3 separate regions of the Homo sapiens genome follow, and all the other regions are linked to region 2. Evidence: chromatin contacts called from ENCODE Hi-C or POLR2A ChIA-PET data. All regions are on one chromosome and are shown on one strand. Each heading gives the region's core, a stretch centred on a gene start or an enhancer-like site at or near the end of the contact. The rest is flanking DNA. Distances are from core to core; before and after follow the strand shown.

Region 1 (3,798 bases), core at 675-3,174, 110 kb after region 2:
AGGCTCAGAGGGAGGGAGGTGGGAACCAAGAGACCCGGGGAGGGCTCCCGGGGCCAAGACCCAGGTCCCTGCCCTGCACATCTGCCAAGGGACTTCCTCAGAAGCTGCTGATGTTAGGCTTTGGCTTCCTGCTGTGGACTGAGGGGATGAACTCCGACGGGAGGACATTCAGGCCTTGGAGGAAATGAGAGCTTGGCTGACAGGAGGGCCTGGACTCACGAAGACACTTGGACACCCACAAGCACAGAGACATGGGTGTGTGACAACTGACCAAGGGGCATGCAGGTATGTATGCGTGGTGCACACAGACACCCTGGGCACAGCCCACTGGCACCAGCGTCAACCCCTGCGTGGTGGGCTGCATCCCACCCTTCAGGCAGGCCCTGTGGGGCAGGTTTCAGGGAGGAAGGAGGCTGAGTGGGCAGAGTCTGAGGACGCGGCCACCATCGCTCCCTGGCACTACATCTGTGTCCGGGATCTAGGAGGCAGTCCTCCATCACTGAGCCCCAAGATGACTGTCACAGCTTGGTCTAAAGCAGGGGCCGGGCCTGAGCCCTGGCCCCTGCCCTGGAGGAGCTCACAGAGCCCCCAGCTGGGGCATATCTGGTTTCCGGGGGCAGGGGCGATACCCAGAGGAGGAAGAAGGGATTCTGAGAGAGCCCAACAGGCTCCGAGCCTCAGGCTGGAGCTGAGCTTGGGGCAGCAAGGAAGGACCAGGTGCGAGGGCAGAACCATGCGGCCCGACCCCTGCAGCACGGCCTGTGGCCTCCCCCAGCTCCTGCCCGTGCTTCTGGGTCAGTCTGGACTTTGCCACTTCTGACCAAAAGCCACCGCAAACCCACTCAAGCCAAAAGAGGAAGTGACCGTTAGGCCCAACTGGGAAGGCTGGCGGCCAGGGGCACTCCAGGCAGGGCGAGGGGGGCGGCCGGGGGCGCTCCAGGCGGGGCGAGGGAGACACCCAGAACTCCAGGCAGGAGTCCTCGGGTGCCACCTTTCCTCTCCACCTGGCCCTGCGTGGGCTCTGTCCTCAGGGTGGCCCGCCGTAGTCCCCCTCCCCACTCTGAGTTTCCTGTCCCAAAGTCCTAAGGAAGTTTCCAGAACTACATCTCACCATCTTGAGTCAGCCTTGGCTCAGTGTCCATCTCACAGGCCTGGAAGGGGCAGGAGTCAGCACTGTCCAGACCACAGGGCCTGAGTGTGGGGAGGGCAGCCGTCTAGGAAGGTGGTGGAGGGTTGTTACCTTGAGGCAAGAGGGCTGCGGGGCAGAAAGACACAGCAGGTGACTGTTGTGGGAGGCCCAAGAGAGGCCTGGGAGAGGGATGGCCCACAAGGGCTGACCCTCCCGCCACCCAGGGGGCCTTGGACAGGTTTCCTCCTGGCAGGGTGGCCCTTGTGCATGGAACCCCTACAACGACTAAGGCTGGCAGGCATGAGGTTTCCTGAAGGAGAAAGAGCTTGTGGGGCCCAGTGTGGCTGGGGGGGCGCTGGGACTCCATTCTGAAGCCAAAGGCACTGGGAAGGGCTTCCGCAGAGGAGGGTTTGGCAGGGGTTGCCAGGAACAGCCTGGATGGGGACAGGGAACAGATAAGGTGGGTGGAGGAGTTAGCCGGGAGCCTGGGGCTGGCTCCAGCATGATGTGGGGGTCTGCAAGGCCCTGGAGAAAGTGGGGTGGTGCAGCAGGGGGCACACCCACAGCTGGAGCTGACCCAGATGGACAGCTTGGGCTCTGCCACGCGGGACTAGGCAAGGAAGGGGCACGAACAAGCAGGAAGTGGTGAGGCGGTCTCCAGCTAGCTGCTCTCCCCTGCCCAGACTTTGGTTTCCTCCCTGCTGGCTTGGCCTGGCTCCCTGGCTCTGTGTGGTATGGTCACACCCCCGTGCACCCCCTCCACTGAGATGGGGCGGGGAGAGCACCGAGGCTGCTCTTCCTCTCCTGGGCCGTCCTCTGAGCAGCAGACGGGGCTAAGCGTTCCCCAGCTCGCCTTCACACACAGCCCGTGCCACCACACCGACGGTACCATGAAGGACGAGGTAGCTCTACTGGCTGCTGTCACCCTCCTGGGAGTCCTGCTGCAAGGTGGGCTGGTTCCTATCTAGGAAGAGGGTGGGCCTTAGATCCCTACAGCTTGCCCTCTGCCCCCTAGGCCCAGGTGGAGGGCAGAGGTGGGGACTCCAGCCCAGGCCCAAGCTGGAAGAGGGTGGGGACTTTCAGGGAACTGGGGGGCACCTGGCTGTGAGAGCTGTAGGACTTGGGGGTGGCAAGGGTGCCAGGACAAATGGTAGGATAGCCATGGGCTTGGGGAAGCTGATCTCTGCTCTTTCCAGCTGTCCCCTCTCTGGGCGTCCCAGCAAGCGGCCCCCATTCCCTGGCTCTGCTTCAAAGGCACCTCCATACTGGGACCACGTGGAGCAGGGTAGAGGTGGGACTCCTTCCTCCAGCCCCCTAAAAAGAGCCTGCTTAATGCCTTTCTCAGACTGGCCCTAAAGGACACATTCCTTGGCCAGATATCCTTGCCACCTAAGAGACACCACTACTCCACAGTGTGTGGGCTAGGATAAGGCACAGCCTGGGGAGGGGGCTCTGAAGGGGCTGAACAGACAGGCCAGCCTGACCTCCAGCTGCTCCTGCACTGAGCTGGATGGCCACCCTGTGACACCCATCTGCAGAGGGCCCAGAACCAAAGGTGCCAGGGCTGCAGGACTCAGGGGGAGATGGTCCGACGGGAGGTCTGGGGAGGGAGCGCACAGCCAGCACTGGTCTGTGTGTGGTCTGGCCTGGCCTCACCTGACCAAGAGAAGGGCTCCTGCCCACAGAGAAACTTTAGGGCCAGCCCACCCTCTGCAACTACCCCAGCCCTGGGGTCCTGGGGTTAGGCTAGGAGAGTCCCAGCTGCAACCTCCTGGGAGCAGGAGAGAAGGTGTCTGTCAGATTTAGGCCTGGGACCGGAATGCAGGAACAGAGAAACTGAGGTTTGGAGGCACAGGGACGCAGGCTTTAGTGATCCCGGCCTGAGGCAGGGTCAGAGGGCCCTGCTGGTGGGCGCTGGTAGGTGGGTGACCAGGGACTGTTAGCTACAGGGAGTGTGCTTCCTTGCACCTGGGAGGATGCAGCCAGCTCTGCCCTCAGACTCCCGAGGCACTTCCTGGCCAGGGACCTGAAAGCTGCATTTGCCTGTGTTTTGAGAGTGAAATGATTCAGAAACAAGGACTCAAGTGGTCTCTCTCGCGGAGCAGGTGTCCCTGTGCCTGAATCACTCACCCTCCCCCATACACTCACAGGTTGGGACAGGGCCTCTCTGCGCCCCAGGCTTCAGCCCTGCCCTCCTCGCTGAATGTCAGGGACACAGGGCAGGCCAGGGATGGGTGAGACGAGAGGTCTCCTCGGGCGGGGAGGGGGCGGGGTTCCGCCTTAGGGAGGAGAGGACACGGCCAAGTGAAGGGCCAGATTGCAGGATCCCTCCCACTCCCATCTCTGGGGCTTCGGGTGTCCAGACCTGACTCCCGCTCCCCCTCCTCCCCCAGCCTACTTCTCCCTGCAGGTGATCTCGGCGCGCAGGGCCTTCCGCGTGTCGCCGCCGCTCACCACCGGCCCACCCGAGTTCGAGCGCGTCTACCGAGCCCAGTGAGGCGCGGCGGGAGGGCGCGGGGCGGGGAGCGAGCCCCAGGCGGGTCCGGGTCGCAGGACCATCCCGGCCGGCGCGCTCATCCCACCCGCCCACCGCAGGGTGAACTGCAGCGAGTACTTCCCGCTGTTCCTCGCCACGCTCTGGGTCGCCGGCATCTTCTTTCATGAAGGTC
Region 2 (3,969 bases), core at 251-2,750:
TGAGGGGTAGGGAATGGTAGCAAGACAAGTAAGTAGGTACTTAAAGGAGGAGTAGGACTTTGCCAGGTGGGTTGAGGATGGAAAATGGAGAACTTCTAGGCAGAGGGAAGAGCCGAGCAGGGCTTTCTTTTTCTTTTTTTTTGAGACTGAGTCTCGCTGTCGTTGCCCGAGCTGGAGTGCAATTGCGCGATCTTGGCTCACTGCAACCTCCACCTCCCGGGTTCCAGCAGTTCTCCTGCCTCAGCCTCTTGAGTAGCTGAGATTACAGGCGCCTGCCATCACCCCCACCTGATTTTTGTATTTTTAGTGAAGACGGGGTTTCACCATGTTGGCCAGGCTGGTCTCGAACTCCTGACCTCAGGTGATCCACCCAACTCGGCCTCCCAAAGTGCCCGGATTACAGGCATGAGTCACTGCGCCTGGCCTTTTTTTTTTTTTTTTTTTTTTTTTTGTATTTTTAGTAGAAATGGGGTTTCACCTTATTGGCCAGGCTGGTCTCGAACTCCGGACCTCAGGTGATCTGCCCGCCTCAGCGCCAAAGTGCTGGGATTACAGGTGTGAGCCACTGTACCCGGCAGGGCAGGACTTTCATATTTCAGATGTGAACACGAGCTTGGATAGGATTGGTGCTGGGAAGAGCAGAAGAGGAAGCTGGGAAGGTGGACCAGTGCACTATGTGAAGGTGCCCTACAGGCAGGCTCGGAAGCTTAGACTTCCTTTTGTGGGTAAGAGGGAACTGCTGAAGGATTAGAAAGCCGGGGTTAGATCTGGATTCTGAAAGCAATCTGGGAGGATATCTAGCATAGCCAACAGCATTATTGCCCTCATCATTCAGTCATTTGATAGACTTGAACTAGCATCTGCTCTGTGCCAGACTCTGGTCTTGGGAAGGGGACCTGAAACAGCCTCTGCCTGCCCTCAAGGTGCTCCTAATCCAGCTTGGAAGACAGATGCGTGTATAGACCACAGTCCAGTGTGTTCACTGACATCCTGGGGTGTGTGCCATGGGCTAGACCTATGCATAGGGCTCAAAGTATCAGGGATTGTGCACACTAAACATGACTTTTATTCCAAACAAACTGTGCCCTCAGGAAGTCCAAAGTCCAGATAACAGACAAGTCCCATTTTGCTCACTTCTCTCTGCACCCCCCACCCCTGCCCAGTAAGTGCTGATTCTATTATGTGAAAAAGGGAGCTATGTGTTGTTTCTAATTCCTCTTCTGCCCATGGGCAGTGAGAAGAGAAAGAACTAGAGCAGGGTTCCCTCTGTTATGCCTTCGTTAATTCATAATACACTTATCCCTCACATATAGGTGGACAGAGGCTGGATGGTACATACCATCCCCAAGATCTGGTTCAGGGAGATGGTCTCTGGAAGCCCACATCCAGGCCCACCCTTGAGATTGTATCTTCTCGGAGGATGTTTCCCCGTTAGTCCTCACTGTATGTTGTGCCTCACCTGGAAGATGGGGTGGAGTTGCTGAGCTGCTGTCCCAGGGCTAGTCCCATCTCTGACCCACTCAGCTCTTGTCCACCTGCTATGACTCACAATGCCTCCAGGCCAGGCCACCCCAGGACAAGAAGGGGTGCTGACCGCTGAGCTGTCAGATAGACTCTGGGCTCTCCCCTGCATGCATTCAGTGCATCATTGAGCACCTACTGTGTTCTAGGAACAGTTCTAGGGAAGTGAAGAACATATTCCCTCACTGAGCTGTCATTCTTGGCAGGGGAATGAAGGGAGTGATCATAAGCAGAGTCCAAGACAGGAATTTGTTCTAGGGGAACTAACAAGATAGTCTCTCAGGAAGCTAACAGAGCGTGTCATGGGTCAGGTTCCCTAGAAGCAGAGCCTAAGCTGAGCATTCTTGTTCAAGTGAATTATTGGGGAAATGCTCTCAGGAGAAGGGGGTGAGGGAAGCAAGACAGGGCGAGAAAAAGGCTAAGGCTGAGCCAGAGTGTGGTCTCACGTGGAGACTAGCTTCCGCTTGCTCTCATGGGGAACTCTGAGCACAAATGGCACCACAGTTAGGCCTCCTTAAAGCAAGGGAGCCCGTCTTTTGTACCCTCCTTCTACATGTCAGTTATTGGCCAGGGCAGCTGAGAGTTACCAGCCAGCTCCTACAGCACCTATGGGATGGGTGCACCACCAGTGATAGGGATCTCAGTAGGGCGCCAGCTGAGGAGGGAGGAAGATAATAGGATAGATGATGAAAATGAAAGGGCAGACTAGCCAACATGGCAAGACCCCATCTCTACAAAAACAAATTAGCTGGGCGTGGTGGCATGCGACTGTAGTCCCAGCTACTCAAGAGGCTGAGGTGGGAGGATCACCTGAGCCCAAGAGGTGAAAGCTGCAGTGAGCAGTGATTGTGCCACTGCACTCCAGCATGGGCGATAGAGACCCTGTGTTTAAAAAAAAAAAAAAAAAAAAGAGGGCCAGGCGCGATGTTTCATGCCTGTAAATCCCAGCACTTTGGGAGGGGAAGGTGGGTGGATCACCTGAAGTCAGAAGCTCGAGAACTGCCTGACCAACATGGTGAAACTCCGTGTCTACTAAAAATAGAAAAAATTAGCCGGGTGTGGTGGCGGGTGCCTGTAATCTCAGCTACTCAGGAGTCTGAGGCAGGAGAATTGCTTGAACCTGGGAGGCAGAGGTTGCAATGAGCGAAGATTGTGCCACTGCACTCCAACCTGGGCAACAAGAGCGAAACTCCATCTCAAAAAAAAAAAAAAGGAATGATTAAATTAATAAGAATATCCAGGCCGGGCACGGTGGCTCACGCCTGTAATCCCAGCACTTTGGGAGGCTGAGGCAGGCGGATCATGAGGTCAGGAGATCGAGATCATCCTGGCTAACATGGTGAAACCCTGTCTCTAATAAAAATACAAAAAATTGGCCGGGTGCAGTGGCTCACGCCTGTAATCCCAGCACCTTGGGAGGCCGAGGCAGGCAAATCACCTGAGGTTGGGAGTTTGAGACCAGCGTGACCAACATGGAGAAACACCATCTCTTCTCAAAATACAAAATTAGCCGGGCATGGTGGTGTATGCCTGTAATCCTAGCTACTTGGGAGGCTGAGGCAGGAGAATCGCTTGAACCCAGGAGGCAGAGGTTGCAGTTAGCCGAGATCACACCACTGTACTCCAGCCTGGGTGACAGAGCGAGACTCTGTCTCAAAAAAAAAAAAAAAAAAACCCTAATTCTGATACGTACAGTGAAGAAAACAAACCAGGGAAATACAGAAAGTGATTTTGGGACAGGGTGAGGAGTAGGAAGTAATTTAGATGTGGTGCTCGGTGAAGGCCCTTGACATTCTTGCTAAAACCTGAACAATAAGGAGACCCCAATCCCTTGAAGACCTGGGGGTAGAGGAGGGAAGTGGCTGGGCATGTTTGAAGGACACGTGCCACGTGTGCGGACAGTGGAAGGAAATGACGTCAGTCCTACCTACTAAGCCCACCCACCTGACTGCAAGGGACAGACCCAGATCCACAGGAGCTCACAAGCTGGGGCAGAGCCCGGTGGTGGTGCCACCTCCTAGGAAACTTCTGTAATAGTTTTATTGAGGTATAAGTGACAAAATCAACTACATTTATTTATTTATTTATTTTTGAGACGGAGTCTCGCTCTGTCGCACAGGCTGGAGTGCAGTGGCGCTACCTCAGCTCACTGCGACCTCCACTTCGAGGTTCACACCATTCTCCTGCCTCAGCCTCTCAAGTAGCTGGGACTACAGGCACCCGCCACCATGCCTGGCTAATTTTTTGTATTTTTTTTTTTAGTAGAGATGGGGTTTCACCGTGTTGGCCAGGATGGTCTCGATCTCCTGACCTTGTGATCCGCCCACCTCAGCCTCCCAAAGTGCTGGGATTACAGGTGTGAGCCACCGCGCCCGGCCAACTACATATATTTATAATGTATAATGTGAAGTATTTCGATAATTTGTTATGTGAAATCATTCCCAAAAT
Region 3 (3,538 bases), core at 676-3,175, 80 kb after region 2:
GAGAATAGCTTGAACCTGCAGAGGTTGCAGTGAGCTGAGATCGTGCCACTGCACTCCAACTGGGGCAACAGAGCAAGACTCCGACTCAAAAAAAAAAAAATTACAAAGATTGTTTGTGGCGCTGGTATGTGGGATTTCCTCACAGCACAGTTCATTTTTCTGGTAATGACAGCTGCTGGGTATCTGCGCTTCACGAAGGTGCTCCTATTTGTACGGTTTGAAACTGACTCACTCTGTCCTGCTGCTGGTGTTTGACATGCAAGCTTCTCTTTCGGCATCACTCTCGGAAGTGGGATCAATTCACCAAGTCTGTTCTGACAAAGGGAGTCTGTCGGCAGCAGACCCCAGCATTCAGAAGGGATCCTTCTTGAGACATCAAACCTCAGGAAACCTTGTGTAATTTTCTCAGTTTCAGTGGCAATAAAACAGGAACAATGATGCTCATCCTCTAGGGTTGTTTTGAAGGTTGAGTGAGATCCTGAATTCACTGGGAATAATAGGTTAAGAATGATTAACTGGGAATACATCATAAGTAACTGGAAATGAGGGGTCAGCAAGCACATGACTTAAGTCAGGACTTCTTCCTACAGCACTTGGTTCAGATTTGTGCTTTATCAAATTAACAAGTTGCTACTTGACATGGATTTCCCTTCCTCAAGTCACTGAAAACTTGAGTGTTTCATGAAATGGACCTACTTTACCTGAAGAGAGGGTCAGGGCTCCCGAGTGTCCTGTGGACATACAGGGACTGGGAGAGAAATGTTGACCATGGGATTGGGTTGGAATTGCCAATAGTTAACAATTATTGCCTTAAAAACTTCTGATGTTGTAAGTCCTACCCTCACGTGGAGTCCCAGTGAGCCACGCTGGTGGAGTCCCTCTGACTCTGATGAGGAACACAGGTTGGGAGGGCAGGATCTCAACACATGGTTAAAATAATTCAAGTGAGAGATATGTGTGTTAATGAATGGAGAGAAGTGGGTGGGTTCAAGAAATATTAAGGAGGTAGACTCTACAGGACTTGGGTACCAGTTGTATGTAGGGACTAAGGAGGAGCGGGAGGGAGGCTGGTTTCTGGTTTATGTGACAGGGCGGCTGGTAGTGACAGTCTTATGTGGGAACAGAGGAAAGGAAACAGGACTGGGGAGAGGCTGGCCTCAGCTTTGGACAGATGTCATCTGAGTCATCACTCAAGTGGACAGGGGCTCAGTAGGTCTTCGGATAGACAGAAGTAAGAGCTCTGCAGAGGTGGGGCATCAGATGGCACATTTATTCACAGACACTTATCAAGTGCTGGGCACTGTCGAAGGCACTGGGGTCTCTGCTTGGCATTCTAGTGTCGGGTTAGGCCCTGACACTAGATGAGTGCCTCTGGTGAGGGGATCAGCAAGAAAGTACTATGGTGTGGGTGGTAGGTGATGTGGATGATGGAGGAGATAAGCCACCTGAATTAGAAGCTGAGTCATCCCCAGAAAAGTTAGAGGGAAGAGGTGCTCTGGGCAAAGAGAAGAGCAGGTGCAGAGGCCCCAGGCAGCACTGAGCAGGCACATTTGAGAAGCTATAAGCTGTAAGCCAGCCGCATGACCCCAGCATGCTGCACAGCAGGGAGGGCTATGAGGGAAGTTGGAAGGGACAAGGGCTGAGTGGATCAGCGTTTGGTTCCCAGACAGTTGGGTTTATTTGAGTGTGATGTTCAGTCATGGGAATTTGAAGGCATGGGAATGTGTGAAATCTCTCAGGTAGACTATGTAGAGTAAAAGGGGGAGAGGACTGTACTATTTGATAGAAGGGCAGGAGAAGGGGAGACTTCTCAAAGGATACTAGAAACAACCAACCATAAAAGCAGAAGAGGATACAAGAAAAGTGGTAAAGAAAAAGGGAACTTTAAAGATGGAAGCAGGCCGGGCGCAGTGGCTCATGCCTGTAATCCCAGCACTTTGGGAGGCCGAGGTGGGCAGATCACAAGGTCAGGAGATCGAGACCATCCTGGCTAACACAGTGAAACCCCGTCTCTACTAAAAATACAAAAACAAAGTTAGCCGGGCGTGGTGGCAGGCGCCTGTAGTCCAGCTACTTGGGAGGCTGAGGCAGGAGAATGGCATGAACCCGGGAGGTGGAGCTTGCAGTGAGCCGAGATCGCGCCACTGCACTCCAGCCTGGGTGACAGAGCGAGTCTCCGTCTCAAAAAAAAGATGGAAGGAGGCCAGGTGCAATGGCTCACACCTGTAATCCCAGCACTTTAGGAGGCTGAGGCAGGAGGGTCGCTTCGGCCCAGGAGTTTGAGACTAGCCTGGACAACATAGTGAGACTCCTGTCTCCACAAAAGCAAAAAAATTAGCCAGTTATGGTGGTTCATGCCTGTGGTCCCAGCTACTCAGGAGGCTGAGGCGGGAGGATCACTTGAGCCCAGGAGTTTGAGGCTGCCATGAGCCTTGATCATCACCCATTGTACTCCAGCATGGGTGACAGAGTGAGACCCTGTCTCTTAAAAAAAATTAATAAAGGGCTGGGTGAGGTGCCTCACACCTGTAATCCCAGCACTTTGGGAGGCCGAGGTGAGCGGATCACCTGAGGTCAGGAGTTTGAGACCAGCTGGCCAACATGGCGAAACCCCATCTCTACTAAAAATACAAAATTAGCTGGACATGGTGGTGCACGCCTGTAATCCCCGCTGCTCGAGAGACTGAGGCAGGAGAGTCACTTGAACCTGGGAGGCAGAGGTTGCAGTGAGCCGAGATTGCACCATTGCACTCCAGCCTGGGCAACAAGAGTGAAACTCCGTCTCAATAATAATAATAAAGATGAATTATTAAGTGGCAGATGATAAGAGGGAGAGGAAGGGAGTGCAGGGAGAGAGGGAAAGGAAGGACTGAAAATATGGCCTATGTGTAACAGTAGGAAGATCATTGCTGGCCTTGGAGAAAGCAGTTCTCAACTCCTCCCTTCCTTTTCCCCACATCCCATTGATTTCCAGATTGGCCAGGAATGTAATCCATATTGCCATAGATCAAGGTGCTGGCTCTAAGGGGTGGGAACTGGTGGAGTTTGGCTGACAGGAAGATGATAGAAGAGGTAAAAAAGAGGAGGCAGGAGGAAAAGCAAATTTCCTGATGAGTAGGGCTAGAAAGGGGCATTGGCTGCCAGTGTGTAAGGAGCACTCATGAAAGAACCACGCGTGTCTTCAGCAGCTGTGTCTGTCAGCTCAGAGTGGAAGCATGTAGGTATTGTCATTTTTTGGTGAGTTTGGCCACAAAGCATTCTGGGAGTGCAGCGGTGGGTGGTTGAAGAAGGAGGAAGTGGAGATAGGCAAAGGATTATCCTTCCTATAAGGCTAGTGCATGGTGGGTGAGAGACTGACAGGATGCTGCTTAGGAGTCCAAAAGGTGTGGCCAGCTCCAGCTTGATTCAGAGCAGTGGTGGTATCCTGGAGCTCCTCTCCCAGAGCAGAGGATGGCAGGTGGCGCCTGGAGAGTGTGGCCTCCCAGCGAGGGAGCTGGCACAGGCTAGGATGGGACTTAGGTCAGCGGGGTGTCTTGGT

Evidence for each region. Hi-C counts contacts between places; a loop is a spot of excess contacts on that map. ChIA-PET counts read pairs that join two places held with the same protein, here RNA polymerase II (POLR2A). Pooled maps may share reads with other maps.
Region 1: a map of dorsolateral prefrontal cortex shows a loop between it and region 2 (8-fold over the local background). The contact joins the promoter of LTC4S here to the promoter of CBY3 in region 2. A Hi-C loop is called at or near these places in 17 of 168 maps with a recorded cell type or tissue (CD4-positive, alpha-beta T cell, CD4-positive, alpha-beta memory T cell, CD8-positive, alpha-beta T cell and 14 more), 24 of 37 single-sample maps with no recorded cell type and 27 of 50 pooled maps. POLR2A ChIA-PET finds 5 or more read pairs at or near these places in 18 of 52 experiments (AG04450, CD4-positive, alpha-beta T cell, CD4-positive, alpha-beta memory T cell and 13 more).
Region 3: a loop to region 2 is called in a map of endothelial cell of hepatic sinusoid, with 8 times the contacts of the local background. The contact joins the enhancer-like site here to the promoter of CBY3 in region 2. A Hi-C loop is called at or near these places in 4 of 168 maps with a recorded cell type or tissue (B cell, endothelial cell of hepatic sinusoid, left cardiac atrium and 1 more), 2 of 37 single-sample maps with no recorded cell type and 12 of 50 pooled maps. POLR2A ChIA-PET finds 5 or more read pairs at or near these places in 18 of 52 experiments (A549, CD4-positive, alpha-beta memory T cell, CD8-positive, alpha-beta memory T cell and 14 more).

The regions. Positions count from the first base shown.
Region 1 is chr5:179,792,062-179,795,859 of GRCh38, forward strand. LTC4S (leukotriene C4 synthase) reads left to right here and starts at 1,925. Exons shown (of 5, transcript NM_145867.2): 1 at 1,925-2,077; 2 at 3,523-3,622; 3 at 3,725-3,795. The coding sequence starts at 2,020. RefSeq lists enhancers at 1,113-1,740, 1,315-1,394, 1,415-1,564, 3,048-3,720 and silencers at 1,915-1,984, 3,530-3,798.
Region 2 is chr5:179,679,534-179,683,502 of GRCh38, forward strand. It overlaps CBY3 (chibby family member 3), which reads right to left and starts at 1,501. Exons shown (of 2, transcript NM_001164444.2): 1 at 1,340-1,501. The coding sequence starts at 1,385. It also overlaps a transcript of CANX not described here.
Region 3 is chr5:179,758,911-179,762,448 of GRCh38, forward strand. The region is part of intron 1 of MAML1 (mastermind like transcriptional coactivator 1); the gene reads left to right. Among named protein-coding and RNA genes, the nearest start is that of MAML1, 28 kb to the left of the region's middle. RefSeq lists an enhancer at 1,338-1,417. Within about 2 kb of position 1,926, at least 5 of the 41 ENCODE cell types and tissues checked have a DNase peak (open chromatin) inside an H3K27ac peak, as active enhancers do; they include GM12878, where a contact is called at or near this core.